Regions from separate parts of the Homo sapiens genome. Here region 2 is linked to region 1. Evidence: read pairs that join two places in POLR2A ChIA-PET (ENCODE). Cell type or tissue: IMR-90. All regions are shown on one strand. Each heading gives the region's core, and the rest is flanking DNA. Links, peaks and the distances in the headings are about the cores only.

Region 1 (8,204 bases), core at 3,277-5,776:
TAAATTCATATAAACCATTATAATAGTGATTACTTCTAGAGGGAAGTAAAAAGGAATGTGATTAATATTAAGCATCAATGTATGGATAATATTATCAATAATATTCTAGTTACTGCAGTAACTTAAACTTTTTATATACTTGTGCGACTGTATTATATAGTTCATAATAACAATTTAATAAGTGTATTTATGTAACTTAAAGTAGTTTTATATTAATGTAGGTTATTCCAATTTACATCATTTTGCTTATATTTTATGTTTAAGATTCTTTCACATCAAGTATGACTAAAATGTACTTGGCTATAGCTTAGGACAACATTCAGATATAAAGCTCACAACTTGAAACATGTGGAAACTATAATAGGGTTTAAAATGTAGATGATGAATTTAGTGAAGGAGAAAGAAAAAAAATTACTCCCTTGAGTTGTGCCAGCTTTGAGTCTGATTTGTGACCTGCTCTTACATATTTGAAAATAGCCAGTGACCCTAGGGGATTAAGGAATGGAAGTTATGTTCTTCCCAAGAATTGCCAACACAACAGATGAATGTTCATCCAACATGCATAGCGGTTTCCGAAAGCTAGCCAGTTATGGAAACAAACATAGCTGCACAGAAGGTCATGGCATTAGGAACTTGCCCCCAAGTCAGGGTAATAGCAGCCTAAATGCAGATTAAATTGTATATCGATGACAATTACCAACTTTTTCCTAGGAATTGCTTATCTTTTTACCTTCTCTGTGCCTGGGTGTGCACACACAGACTCCTACACATATTTCTCTCTTTAGGTGATTTTGATTTTTATCCTACTTCTGTTACTGGTTTCACTTTCTGATCTTAAATCACTAAAGCCTAAATCCTTTAGTCTCTCATCCCTTAAGTGAATAAATTTATCTGCTGGGATAAATGGTGTAACGAAAGCAGTTGGATTTCTTGGGCAATGTGGTTTATTATAAACATAAGCTGCCATTGCTGTTATCAACATCATTGATATTATTTTAATTCCTCAGAATAATCCATATGGAAAAATAATTGGCAGGGTACAAATTTAAAAAGAAGGCAACTAAGAATTCCAAAAACCCTGCCAAATATAACAAGAAAATCAAACATATGTCTCTGTTTGGTAGAACAAACAAAAATTATACCTTGGTATTCCAACATTGATCTAAAACAATTATTCCTGGGACTCTGGAACATGCACACCAAATCACAACTATTACTAAGGAACAAAATCAGTTATGTAGAGTAAACAGTTTCTAAGAGAGGGTATATGACCTAAATGTTAGCAAGCCTAGAGTCCAAGGTCAATTTCATCAATGGTCTTACAGCAAGATCCTCTTCATAAATGTATAAAAATAAATATGTCTATAAACGACGAATAGAAACCACACACAGATTATAGATTTTCCAGAAAAATGACAAAAATATGCATCCCATTGTTGTGGGTCAGACATGGTTTTTCAATATCTAATGTGTATATTGAATAATATAAATATCACATTTAATTTTTAGAACAACTCCATGAGATAAGTGATAGTATTTCTGTTTTGCAGATGAATTAACTGATTGTTCAGTGAGATAATGTAACTCAGTCAAGCCTAAACAATTAAAAAGTGCTAGAGGTAGAATACGAACCCAGATCTTAATAGCTTCCAAACCTATTCTCACTTCTTTGTATTATGCCAATATCTCCAATTAAATGCACAAATTTCTATTTTTATATGCCAGCCAGCTGTGAGATTCACTGAACATAAGAAACTTGCAAGTTTAAAAATCTACCATCAACAGGAATGACACTTGAAAATGTGGTTAGATTTGTGATGGTAAATTTAATTTTCCTCAATTTCAAGAATTTCCTCAAGTCTTTCTTTTGATCCAGGATGTACATCTCAGAACCCAGCTGGCATTCTGCCTTGAAATTGAGCAGCATTGCCTGGGCTTAACTGTCTTGAACTCATGATTGTCAAGTTCTGCCCTGCAGAGCTCTCCAAGCCTAGCAGGGTATCAAGAGCAGACCAGTCTTGGCATTCTTTCAGGACCTTTTCAAGACTGGTACCATCTTTTTTAGTTGAGGCAGATCTTCATTTTGCAGTTTTTACATGAACATGTCTCACCCTAACAAGGCTGATATCCTCAGTGACCCACAAAGACTCCATTTCATTGCCTTTACCTCTTCTCCATGACTTTACAAATGTTAATAGTTTTGCTTTGCACACTTTTCCTCCTCTGCCCACTGGAAACCTATTCTGTCTTCAAGGCTTAGATGAAGAGAAAGTGATCTCTTGCTTATGCCTTTTATTATGAACTCTGTTTAAATTTGTTGTCATGTGCTATACTGACCAGCCCTCATAATATTTAAGGATAGTTTGAGATTCATAATTCAACACTAAGGCTTAAGCTTTAATGGCAGGAACGATTTAGGTCCAATATCTTAGATGCAAAATTCTGGTAACATGGAGGTTGTGCTTGTTGATTGATTGACTGTGCTAGTCTCTTCCGGAAAATAGATAAAAAGAATGATTGGGACTTAGCCTTTAAGACATCCTGCCTGGTCCATGTATTCAAGGGTGGGGAGCAAATAATGAGGTCAGGCCTCAGCGAAAGTTTTTCATGAAAATTTCCAAAGTCCCACACAACACAATAGAAAAAGTATAGACTTTGAAACAATATTGCTCTGACTTAAAGTACTGACTAAGCTGATTAAATAACAGTGGATTAAATTACTTAAATAAGTAAGTTCCTTTTTCTACTTAAACTTTATAAAATACCACATTTTTCATAAAGTTGTTAAAATTAGAAATAATAATACATATGGAAGCATCTGGACATTAGTTAACTATTAATAAATCATGTCTAGAATTATTTCTATAGGGTAAATAGATCAGGGCACTCTATCTCCCAAGTTGATCTATTTATTTAACCATTAATATTTTCTTTTTGCCTTGACCACATGGTTTTATTCAATATTTAACAATAGATTACGAACTAATGGAACTTAGAGTTGCTTCTTGGGAGTTTTACTATTGGTACTAATAAATCATGGACACCAGTTAAGGTTATAATAGTCATTATTGAAATCTAGGTATTTAATTGAGGTATCTGTGAATAATACATCATGTAATAAACATGGCTTGTGAAGCTACTATTCAGGCAGTTCAAGTTTCTAAGATATTAAGCATCTTTATTAGATGTGTTAATTTGTACTTTCACTTTTCAACAAGTATTTACATAGTTCTAAATGTTTTTTGAATACTTTGTTTTATGGCATAAATAATGGTCACCATATTCACACTATTCGATTTGCCTAATTTATATAATTATCTTGTTAATCTGATTGCCAAGTAGCTTTATGATAGAGTTTCTACCACCCTCTCTCACTCCAAAAGAAAAACAAAAGAAGAGGTGTTTTATGTTTCCTCATTCAGTTTTAGACTAAGTATTTACAAAACTTTTCTAATATAGATATTTTGGTACATTTTCATAGTTGCTAATGTAAATATCCTAATTAAATCAAAACCTAACTAGATACATACCATTCAGGAACAACGAAAACAAAAAGAATGGGTCAAACTAGGGTTGATGAAAGGTGTGGGAGAAATATTGAGAGCCAGAGCATCACTAGTGGACTCTAGGTCCTAGGGAGGCAAGGAGCAGCACAGGCCAGCAGAGAGAAAGCAGCAGCTGATGCTCACTGATCTCTTACTCTATGCCAGGCCCAGAACTAGCAGCTTTAGAAACATCGTTTTCTGAGATTCACAAGAACTCCATGAAATAGGTACTAATATTTTCCTCCTTTTAGGAATAATGAGACTGTGATTTGGTGAAGAAATAAAACTTTTCCACTGATACCGTTATATTGAGTGAGATGTATAAATCTAATCTGATTGTCATTTAATTTTAATGAAGTATATATAGATTAGATCTGCAGTTATAAGGACTGCATGGCTTTGTACATTACAGGGGAAAGTAGTCACACAGTTTCTTCTCTCTTTCTCTTTTCTAGAAATATGCTCAATGAGAGTCTAATTATCAAGGCATTGTCCATTTCGCATGTTGGAACATCTATCTGCAGAGTGGCCGCAAGAAAATTTCTCTAGATTACTAAGACAAATTTAAATATTTAGACCAATGCTGGACCTAGTTATTTAGGTACAGGAGTTCCATTTGCGTGAATAGGATCTCATGTGTGTATGTGTATATATATATAAAATATATAGGATCATATATATTACATATGATAAATATAGGATCATATACACATATATATATAACTTTTTTAATGCAGTAGTGAAATGAAATTTGGATCACTTCACAAGTAAAATGATGGTTCAAACCCAAAAACTGTTGCAGTTTCTCTCACCTTTGGTCACCTTTAGTTTGCGTGTGTGTGTATGCAAGTGCATACACACACACACACATCAAAATCTATTATAGCTTTTATTGAAGCCAAGGAGAGACATTTCAGGGTGGATTAATCTACCAATATGATTAATTGTTGCATGAAAACCAAATGAATATACAAAAAAGTTAGATAGTTTGGTTCTATTCAAAGTACACATTGGATAATCTGGCTCATAATTAAGGCAATACAGAGACCGAACTAAGATATATTTTAGGCAAAAATGTCCAAATTAAAAGTTTTGAATTTATTCAGATGTTTCTATCAAGCAAACTGTCAATTAGTAGGTGACTGATGCAAATATTATTAGTTATCTCTTAATGTTTCTAGGACAAAGACTTCAAGACCAGTTATACCCTTGAATAAGAACAAAAATCTCAAAGCAGATTTTGTCATGGACTTTGGATAGAAATTCCAGTATGTGCGATTTACATGTGAACAGAATCTAGACTAAGAAATTCATGAAATAAAGAAAAATGTGACAAAACTCACCAAATTTTCTATTATACCACTATCAATTTACACCAGAAATAAACACATATTTACATCTCTTTTGACGCATGGTATGGCCCCCTGAATAATAACTATATTTCCCAGTAGTTTGGCTTGCCTAACTTATCTGATTGTCAATCATCCAACTGCTTATGCCCAGTGGATAATCAGTAGCATTTGCAAATGAGAGTATTAATCATATAAGAAAGAGATTCTTTACCTGGGCTCTACAGAATCCATTAGTGGACTTTATTATATGCAAAAATTTGATGAAAATTGGTTTATATGCCCAGAACAAAACTATTTTTTCTACATGGCGAAATGTCTGTGAAACTATAATAAAATAATGGTGCCTGATTTTGATGAGGGAGTAGGGAAAAGGACTTTAGTTATAACTTTGAACAACATTTTGAACATATTTATAAATTACTTGTATAATTTCAGTTAATTTTAAAATGGGCCATAAAAATACGTTTGTAATTTTTTGGGGGGATAGGAGCAGCATTTTCATCTTATGCTAAAGGATATGAATCCCTTATGTTAAGTACTTGATGTGGGAGAAAAAATGATGTATTACCTGGTTAGAGACACACTAGTTTCAAATTGTGTACATTTGCAGTAACTGAGAGGTTTCTTTCACTTTATTTTATTTCTTTTTTATTAAATATATTTTAAAAGCTTAAATATTAAAAATAATACTTTGGAGCAGCTATGATTTATATACAGCATCTCATTTGGATTGCTATAATATAGATCAGAATGCACAGAGGTGAATTTCAACAAAATCCTACAATTGGCTGAGTTGTTGCCATGGTAAACCAACAGTCTACATAAAAGGTATGTGTGTTGGCTATGCTGTAAATTTCGCTGAAGCAAAACATCAGATTTATTAAGCAGATAAAGATATAATTTGTAGATCAAATATGCTCCAGAAAAATAAGCAATAAAACCTGTAAACATTAAATGATTTAGATAAGAAAACTTTTAAATATTTAAAAATACTACCTCGTGGTTTACATGTGGGAGAACTAGGCTTAGAAAAGTTTGTTTAATAAATTAAGTTTTACAGGATATTATCAGATATGTTAATAGATGGATGGAATTTTAGCATAATATATATAAAATACAACTTAGCATCATATTTTGTTCTGGATACCATCATTTGAATCTTTAGATTTCCAAATCTCAACCTACAGCAATAAAATTCTCAGGGATTTATAAATCTGTGTGCTACTAAACCTAGTCCATTCCCATTATAGATGATGCACTGGAGGCTGAGAAGAGTGACTTTCACACAGCAACTTGGAAACAGAGCTCTGTCCATTTTACTTCCTGTCTATAAATCTGATACATCAGTTATAATTCACATGACTATATCTTTTCCAAGGCATTTTACTCAATAGTTTATTAATTGTTATCTAACAGTTATGCCTCTGATTTTGTGCTTTCATTGTAGATGACCATATCAGCTATAACAAAGAATCAAGAAGAAACAAAAATGCTATAATGACACCTATAGCTTTCTTTCTCTATGAAATTATAGTTAACTGATTTTTCCTTCTAATTGCCCATATTTAAAAATTTATCACAGGAAGCATCCCTGCCTGATTAATCAGATGAAATAGTGCCTGGAAATAATCTGTGTAAGCATCCTTCTCATACATTTTAAGCCCTTATCTTTATTTTTAAGCCATCTTTCAGGTTTTTGTATTTCCATATTCGGGGCCAAAAAATCAAAATGCAGCAGTTGCTTAAAACCTTAATGCACTTGTCCTAGATAAAAAGCTTATGATTTTAGGGTCTCTCTATATAAAAATAATCCTTTTATAGTGCAGCTTTTACTTCCACTGACTTTTAAATTTAATTCAGCAATCTTATAGTAATGATATTAATGTGTTGAAAGGAGTTTTACAGCACTAATCAAAATATAGTTTGATTGTAGACTACATGTATTGTGACAGGTTAATTATTGTAAAATCTTATTTGGCATTTATAAATAATCCAGATTTTTAATTCATAATTTAGCAAAGAGATGAATAATTTTCTATCTAGCTTTCTTCTGCATTTCCTTAGTATCACTTTGGGAAGGGGAAGTAAGAATGGGTATTATTATTATTATTATTCAAAATATGAGAAAGTAATTCTGTCACCTCAAACTGGCACACAGTCTCCTATGGTCTGGCCCCAATCATTTTTTCTATCCTTATCTTCCTCTTACACACCTAAGCCCCAGAAAAATGGAAGAGCCTACTCTTCCTGGGCCACAACCCAACCTGTCCCAGTTTTTTGCCTTCATCTATGCTGACTGAAAGACTCTCTCTTCTCATGCCCTCCACTGCCAGTCTGTGCACTCAGTATTAGCTGCTCATATTTACTCAGTGCTTACTACAGTCCATTCAATTTACTAAGAACATTACAATCAGCCCTTTATATTCCCAAGTCCTGCATCCATGAATACAAACCAACCTCTGATTGAAAATATTTGGGAAAAAAAACAATACAACAACAATAATAATACAAAGGAAATACAGTATAACAACTATTTACATAGCATTTACATGTTTTAGGTATTATAAGTAATCTAGAGATGATGTAAGGTATATTGGAAGATGTGCCTAGGTTATTGCAAATACTGCACTATTTTACATAAGGGACATCAGCATCCTCAGATTTTGGTAACCAGGAGTGCCCTGGAACCAATCCCCTATGAATAGGGAGGGCCAACTGTATTTAATTTGTTCCTTTTAATGACCCCATTTTATAGATAAGGAAACTTGGGCTAGTCACCCAGCTAAGTAAGTGGTAGATCTGGGATTTGCAACCAGGTAGTATGGCTTCAGATCTTACACTGTGAAGCATTAGTTAACACTGCAGTACATTGATTCTAAGTCCTGATAAACTTCCAAGATCAAGAATAAAATAATACTTCTTTCATGGATATTTCATTGACCATCCCAATCTTTCTCCCCCTTTTTTGCCTCCGTATCTCTCTGAAGTCACATTCTAATTTCTCATTGCTGGCAAAGTTAGTAATGTACCATTTTGTTTCCTCCACTATGGAGTAGTTTTTTTAAGACAGTGCTCTGACTCATCTTTATAGTATTGGTAGTAAATGGTAAAATGCCTTTCACATGCTAAGCCCTCCACAAATATTGGCTACATAAATTCATCATTGAAGAAAGTGAGGTAGTTGAGACTGTACCATAAATGATTTCCCCAAAATAATTTAGAAACTACTTAGCCAGTCTGTCACCCAATAAACACAATGATCCCAACTGGGTATTTGTTTCTTCACAAATTTCACTTTTTAAATGGG
Region 2 (8,204 bases), core at 2,144-4,643, 560 kb after region 1:
GGAAAAGCAAAGCTATTTGGCAGTAAGTGTTAGGAGCCTTCAGAATGTATCTAACCTTTGACCCAGTAATTTTACCTTGGGAACTTTTCCTAAGAAAAGAATCCTAAATATTAAAAAATTTGGATAAAGATGCATGCAAATATGTTTATTAATAAAATGGCCAAAAACTATAAACAGAACACACTCCAACATTGAGGTATGTCAAGTGTCTTCTGTTTGCCCCACCAGCTTCTCTCTCCAATTGCCCTCCGCTATAAGAGACCAGCCTTCCTAAGACTCTGACTGTGGCTCCACTACCTTCTGGCTTTGGTATGAACTTTACTAATGGTACGTCTTGATAAAATTGAAGATGAGAAGAAGAATGAAGTAGGAGTAGTTATTTTCCCTGTCCCCTTTCCGCAGATAGCCTCAGGCTGGCCACCATTCTTGAACAAAGGTAAAACGGTAAAACAGCCTTTCACGTGGCCCTCTTCACATAACTCAATCTCCCTAAGGTTCAGTAATATATGCTTCTCTCGTCTTTTGAAGCCTAAGGATAGTGATGCATTCTGTTCTGCGCCCTGCCCCCATGCACACTGTTTCTAACTCAGGGATACTGTGCTATCACTAACACCCTATCCCACGGTTATCAGAAAATTCTCCTCAAATTGCCCAATTTGAGTACACTAAATATATTTCACTGCCAAGAATCTGGTGCAATCACACAGCATATTTAAGTATACTAGGCGCCACAGCCACTATGGAATAATATGTAACATAGAAAGATAATCACAAAAAGTACAACAAAAAAAGATAAATCTAGTATGAACACAGGTACATAAAAATAAAGCAAATAAGATTCATCACGAAAATGTAATGTTTTCTATAATAAAAACATATTACTTTTTTAATGAGAAAATGTTTAATGACTTAAAAGGAAAGACATTGTAAATCATGCCCAGAGGAATTTGAAAAGACCTTGCAGAAGTGGCAATAGAAATGATGCTTGACAATCAAGTAGGACAAATGAGGAAAAAAAAAAAGTGGAGGAAAAAACATGTCTGGCCAAGAATGAAGCCTATGAAAAGGTAAGTGAAAGTGCTTATAGAAAACCAGGATTCTCTTCTGAAGAGCCTAGGGTAAACACAGTTGAGAAAGGGCAGAGGATTTCATAGAAAAGGGTACTGGGAATGTGATTTGGGGCCAGAATGTCCAAGGTTTCATAGCTGATGCTAAAGGTCTCTTCATGGCCTAGGAGAAAGGTTGGAGAGTGGCATTAAACGAACCATAGAAGGGTTTAAGAAGAGGACAAAAAGCTTAGATTTCTGTCTCCAAAGGAAAACTCTCCTACTACTGTGGAGAAAGGAGGGCTAAGAGTTCCCGAAAAAAAAAAAAAAAAAAAAAAAAAAAAAAGCCTGAACTATGAAGTTTTACTAAGGAGTAAAGAGGGTAAAGGGAATAGAAAAGATTTCAGATGCTTCACTAAGACACGATTAATATAATTTGTAAACTAATGAAAGACAGGGGTTGTCTAGCATACATCTGTAAAAGGGAACAATGATACCTGTGGTACACTTAAAATCTTGATAGACTTCCCTGCTACTTTAGGTTGAAAAGGGTTCGAATGGCCAAAAATATTGTTTTCATTTTATGTTGCAATTGTATATCATGCTGAAAAGCAGATCTTTATAAATAAATTTCTTATATTTCTGAACCTTCAGAGGACTAAATTCCCAGATATGGGAATTGTATTTCAAATATTTTAAAGATTTTATTACATAATGCCAACTGATTACAAAAAAAGTTAGGGCCAATTTACAATTTCACTATAAATGAGTTCCTATTTTAACCTAGCTACCACTAAATACTGTCATTTTTTTAAGTCTTTTTTTTTTTTTTTTTTTTTTGAGACGGAGTCTCTCACTCTTGCCCAGGCTGGAGTGCAGTGGCGCCATCTCGGCTCGCTGCAAGCTCCGCCTCCCGGGTTCACTCCATTCTCCTACCTCAGCCTCCTGAGTAGCTGGGACTAGAGGCGCCCGCCACCACGCCCGGCTACTTTTTTGTATTTTTAGTAGAGACGGGGTTTCATCGTGTTAGCCAGGATGGTCTCAATCTCCTGACCTCGTGATCTGCCCACCTCGGCCTCCCAAAGTGCTGGGATTACAGGCGTGAGCCACCGTGCTTTTTAAAGTCTTTGAGTATTTGATGGGTACCAATAGTATCTCATTTCTTAAATTAGTATTTTTTTGGTAACTAGTAAAGCTGGGCTTTTTCCATTTCTTTAAGCATCTGTATTCCCTATCCTCTTTACACATTTATCTATTGTAATGTTTTCTTATACGTTTGTATGAGCATATTCTATGGTATGTGTTTTCACCCATTTCTGCAATAGTTATAAATACCTAAGGTTTAAAAAAAGTATCATCAAATGTGTCCATTTGTTTTCTTTAAATTGGATAAATTATTTTTACATGTAGAAAGAACTTTCATTGCCAACGCCAGAAAATACTGACCTATATTGTGTCCTAGTTTTACACTAAGTTCTTTAGTTTATCATGAATATATTTTGATATAAAGGAAGTTTCTAGATTAAGTTTTTGTCCAAGTAGCTAATAATTGTCCCAACACCATGTATTATTTATCCCGTCTTCATTGATTTTTGAAGCATGACTTACGTTATATTAAATTGCTATTAATATTGGGTTCTATTTCTGAGCTATCTTACTTTTAACAATTTACCAAATGAGTCATCTTTTTTATTATTATTACATATTGTTTCCAAATCAGATTATAGTATCTTTCAAAAAAGGGATTGGGTTCTATTGATGCTTGTGTTTTCCATAGGGCCCATCACTTTACACATAGTAAATGTTCAATAAATATTTACATATTTATTAAATGAATGTTTAAATTGAATATCCTGTGCCTAAAATGCAAAGAATTTCCTCACTATGTTAAAAGGTCACATTCTTCAAGGTGAAACATGAAGTAATTTTGAAATTGGAGAAGGGGGCTGAGAATGGCAGTATTCCAAGTATAAAAATTCCATGTGAATTTGATTAGAATAATTTAAATTTTGTAGTGACTTCACTCTCCAGAGGCTATGCGATCATGAGAAAATGCTGAAAGGGAGAATTTTAGTTGTGAGCTCCCTCTGAGTTATTGAAGTTCAGAAAGGCCTTTAGCTGTGTAATGATGTGCAAATCAGTCCACATTCCACGGTGGCTCAACAGATGAACTATGTCAATGGTGAAATGTTGTCTTTATAATGTCTGCTGATACCTCTATTTGAGAGAACCAGCTGTTGGTCCTTTATACTGCTGTCCATTTAGAAATCTGAGCAATAAAGCAATACTTAATACTTATTGCATATTCATTTACCCCCCTAGCTACATATTAGTGTAAACATGTTAAATTTTAAATAAAAGGCAGTATTAAGCGTATGTGTCTCTGGCACATACAAGTAAGTGAAGCTTTCATGCAGTTGTATATCAAACTGTACAGAGATGACTTCAGACTAAAAAGATTGTGGAACAATTTTGTTTGATTAAGGAGACATAAAACTAGATTGTCATAAAGAATGCTAGGATTACAGACTTCTATAAAAAGACATGCTCACTACATCTATTCATGTGAGTAAAGAATAGTATAGTTACCAGAAAAGGAAAAGTTATGTATTCAGCAAAACCAAAGATATTTGATGTTATTTTTATGACAATATGCAAGTCTTGAAATAAGTATTCATGTATTTTCAAGGTTGTTTATATTATGAAATTAAAATAGTCCTAATTACCATTGCAAAAATCCTTGGGATAATATATGATGAATTCTAACATGTTTCGCTCATGACCTCTTTTGATTTTTTACAATTATTTTACAGGGTAGTTTTGTGTGGTGTGTGTTTGTATTTTACAGACTTTAATTTTTAGAGCACTTTTAGGTTCACAGCAAAATTAAGGGGTAAGTACAGAGTTCCGATATACTCCCTGCCGCCACATGGGCTCAGCCACTATCAACATCACACATCTGTTACAATCGATCAATCAACATTGGCATATGATTATCACCCAGAGTCCATAGTTTACATTAGGGTTCACTCAGTATTGTGCATTACATGGGTTTTGACAAATGCATAATGCCATGATTCCACCACTGCAGTACCATACAGAGTAGTTTCATTGCCCTGCAAATCTTCTACGCTCCACCTATTCATCTCTCCTTCTCCAAGTCCCAGGTAAACACTATCTTTTTACTGTCTCCATCAGATTGCCTTTCCAAAATGTCTCAGGGTTGGAATCAAACAGCATTTAGACTTTTTGGTTGGTGTCCTTCACTTAGTAATATGCATTTAAGCTTCCTTCAAGTCATCCCATGGCTTGATAATTCATTTATTTTTAGTCCTGAGTAATATTCTATTGTCTGGATGTACCACAATTTATTTATCTACTCACTTACTGAGGACATCTTGGTTACTTCCAAGTTTGGGCAATTATGAATAAAATTGGTACAATATTCATGTGCAGGCTTTGGGGTAGACATAGCTTTCAACTCCTTTGGGTAAATACCAAGGAGCACAATTGCTGGATCATTTAGTTTTGTGAGAAACTGCCAAACCATCTTCCAAAGTGGCATTCCCACCAGCAGTGATGATGGTTCGGATTGCCCTATGTCCTTGTCAGCATTTGATATTACCAGTGTTTGGGATTTTGGCTGTTCTAATAGGAGTGTAGTGATACTTCATTTTAATTGGTAATTTTGATAGTTGTTTTAATATAGTCATTACATAAATGAGTTGAGGCTGCAGAAAATTAAATAAGTTACCTATGATTCTATAGCTAGTGGGTAGCAGATTCAAATTTACTTCATAAGACTCTAAAGCCCATGTGCTTTTTTGCACTGTGGTTGTCTTATAGCCAGACAAGAAAAGAATTTAAATTCATACAGGCAGGACACCAGCGGTTAGTTTCCAGTCACATTTATTGCTTGTCTTAATGTAGTTTTCTCCAGAAGAGGACCCTGACACCAGGAAATATTGGGGGTCACAGGGAAATGAAGGAAGGAAAGACAACCAACGAAGGATCTATTTGAATGCAATTATCACTGTGACCAAGTATAGCTTACTCCTACAGGGGAACTTTGGAAAATGGTGCTAAATATTACTCAAAATGTAACGTGTGGCAGTACCAGTCCTTCTACTGTTTGAGACTGGCCCAGGACAAAGAATGTATAAAAATTAAAAGTACTAAGAAACTTTTATAGCAATTTGACATTTTAGTGATACCCATTTTTCCAATAATTCATTTTTACTTTATGTTATTTAAGTATCAATCCATGATAGATTGAAAATTAAAAACTAGCTCAAAAATAGTGTAGAACACAAGGCCTAAAGTGACTTCATACAAGAAACAGGGGAGCTGGGGTATTTATACCTCACTTCCCATCTGGTTGGTGCACAGTTAAGACAGCACCCAGGAATGTTGTTCATTCCCTAGCACTTCTAGCACACAGACTTCCAGTTGTATGTGATGAAGTGGTGAGCCAGGGACATCATCTTTCTGACGATGAGTTAAAGACTAAACAAGTATTATTTTACTGCATGCTATAAAAGGATAACACTATGCACAGGGTCTGTGCACAGGATTAGACTATGCACGGATAAAATGTTTCATTCAAAAGTACCCATATTTTCTACCAAGAAAGCTGAAGATGAGAGCCCCTTCTCTCCTTTTCCCACACCCAGAAAGCCAGTGTACTAACATATGATGAAAATTCTGAAAACTAGATATTCCCAACAAGGATTTTGAATCTTGAGCAAGTGATCCAAAGCAAAGGGAGGATTCAAAGTTGTTCTTAAGAGTTAGACACTTCCTGCTACTGCTTATGCCTCCGTGTTTTCTGGCCTTGGTTAGTCGTAGTCTCCCAGCTTCCTGCTGATTCTGTGATTCTGTGGGCTCCCAATTTTCTTTCAAGAATTTCCTTTTTTTTTTTTTTTTTGAGACTGTGTGTCATTCTGTTACCCAGGCTGGAGTACAGTGATGTAATTTCAGCTCATCGCAACCTCCACCTCCAGGGTTTAAGCAATTCTCATGCCTCAGCCTCTCACATAGCTGGGGCTACATGTGTGTGCCACCATGCCAGGCTAATTTTACATTTTTAGTAGAGACGGGTTTTGCCATGTTGGCCAGGCTGGTCTCGAACTCCTGACCTCAGGTGATTCTCCTGCCTTGGCCTCCCAAAGTGCTGGGATTACAGGTGTGAGCCACCACACCCAGCCAATAGTTTCCTTTTTTACTTAGAACAGCCATAATCTGACTCTTTACTTGAAACTAGAAGTCATCACAATATGAGATAATTGAGGAGAATCAGAGCTCTGATTTCTGCCTGCTCATGAATTCCCTTGAAAAAGTGAGGTTGGTTTCTTTGCCAGTCTTTGTCTCAGTTTCCACATTTGTAAAATGGGGCTAGCTCTGTAGCATGCTTCGAGGAAAATTAATCTGTGAGATGTTCTCTCATACAGGTTTCTTCCTTTGGAGAATCTAATGGCATGCTGCTCTATTGAGTTTCCGGAAATTCCTCTAGTAAGGGATTTAATTTGACTTTAATTCAGCATTTCCCAAGCTTAATCATGGAAGTCTTGTTTCAGAAAACATTAATATCTCACAGATTGAGTCATCCATAAACTATCTTGGCAAGAGACACTGGCTCCAGCAGTTCATTTTTCTTTGAATTTGCACCTGACACTGATCTCTGTTATTAAACACTCATGAGGCCTTTAAGGAGTCTCTGTATTAACCCATTAAAGTAGGAAGTTCTTAAACTTCAGAGCATATAAAAACCATTTGAGGACCTTGGTATAATGCAGATTGCTGAGCACCATACAAGATCTACTAATTCAGAATCTCCTGGAATAGAGACAAGGAATTAGAACTCAGAATTACTCTATGGGGGATTGTGTTGTATGCAGTCTTCAGTCTACAGTATGAGAAACACTGTCTTATGTAACAATTCAGTGAAAAATACCTTCAAGCAATTTATGTACTTTATCATTAGAAGAAGCTAGAGGTCATAGTCACAATAATATATCTCACTGGTCTGACCATTAATCATCTTCTGAGATGTCTCAGGCAAGCTTATAGATAACTTGTGAATACCCACCCAAAACGTACTGAATGGCTCTGATCCCAACTTCAAAAAGATGTAACATTAAAATTCAAATGTGTCTGTAGGTGCCACTATGAGATCAATAATTTGGGCACATCTAGTTAAAGTGTGAATAGCCACAGCTGTATGTGGTGTCTTACACCTATAATCCCAGCTACACAGAAGGCTGAGGTGGGAGGATAGCTTGAGTTCAAACTTGAACCAGGAGTTCAAGGCCAGTTTGGGCAACATAGTGAGATAGCAAGATTCCATTTCTTAAAAAACAGTCTGAGTGTCTCCCTCACTCCTGCTACCTATCTATAGCTTATTCATTCTCACCATAAACTCACTTAGTGAGAAATCAAGGTTAAAGGAGTAGGGAAGAAATTTAAGTAATTTAATTTTATGACTTTTTAGTAACTCAGCTCAAAGACTCTAATGATAGGAAGCCTGGAATGAATAACTAAAATGTTATTTTTAGACTATCTGTGAATTTCATTTCCTCTCATTACCACAAATGATGAAAAATTAGCTGTCAGAAATTTCAAAGCAATATAGCAGAACATGATGGAAAAACAAATTAATCAAGTCACCATCTTCCGAAACATTTTTCCTTTATTAGAATTCTTCAGGTAATATGACGAAGATAACAATACTGCATTTCTTTAAAATATGCTGTACATTTCCTCATAGGAAAAAGGGTGAGTTATGGTGACCAGTGACATTAACTGGAAACAAGCAAACTTTTGGTTCCTGGGCCACTAGTTGTATTTACTTTAAGAAAACCCTAAAGATGATTTGCAGTCTTTCAGAGAGTTTACTTTTATGTTTACAGCCCAAAATGTGCAGATAACTTGTTTGTAAATAACTGGCAGGGGTCACAGTGTCACATCTAGGAGATTTCATTTTATTTTATTTCGACAACCAGAGTTACAGCCTCTTTACAACTGAGAAGTGGTAATAAATGGTATTGTGCTTATTCTTCAACAACTCCATAGCACTGGCACCTGACATATATTTGCATGAATTTCATGTAACAAAATGTAGAAATCTTTCTTTCTAAAGGGCTTCAAAATTTCCCGAAA

The links. Peaks named below come from ENCODE experiments on the same cell type or tissue, not always from the same donor. Only the 100,000 strongest peaks of a DNase experiment are listed, where the experiment ranks them.
Region 2: POLR2A ChIA-PET joins it to region 1 with 13 read pairs; 3 of 35 experiments call an interaction of 5 or more read pairs at or near these places.

What each region holds. Positions count from the first base shown.
Region 1 is chr7:19,762,327-19,770,530 of GRCh38, forward strand. The region is part of intron 1 of TMEM196 (transmembrane protein 196); the gene reads right to left. All of the region lies in intron 1 of LOC107986774 (a long non-coding RNA gene), which reads left to right. Among named protein-coding and RNA genes, the nearest start is that of TMEM196, 7.2 kb to the right of the region's middle. In IMR-90, for the core only: no CTCF peak of the experiment used is centred there; no DNase peak of the experiment used is centred there.
Region 2 is chr7:20,320,585-20,328,788 of GRCh38, forward strand. ITGB8-AS1 (ITGB8 antisense RNA 1) reads right to left here. Exons shown (of 3, transcript NR_110120.1): 3 at 7,717-8,204. Among named protein-coding and RNA genes, the nearest start is that of ITGB8, 6.2 kb to the right of the region's middle. In IMR-90, for the core only: no CTCF peak of the experiment used is centred there; a DNase peak (open chromatin) is centred at 3,217; H3K27ac peaks cover 1,578 bases.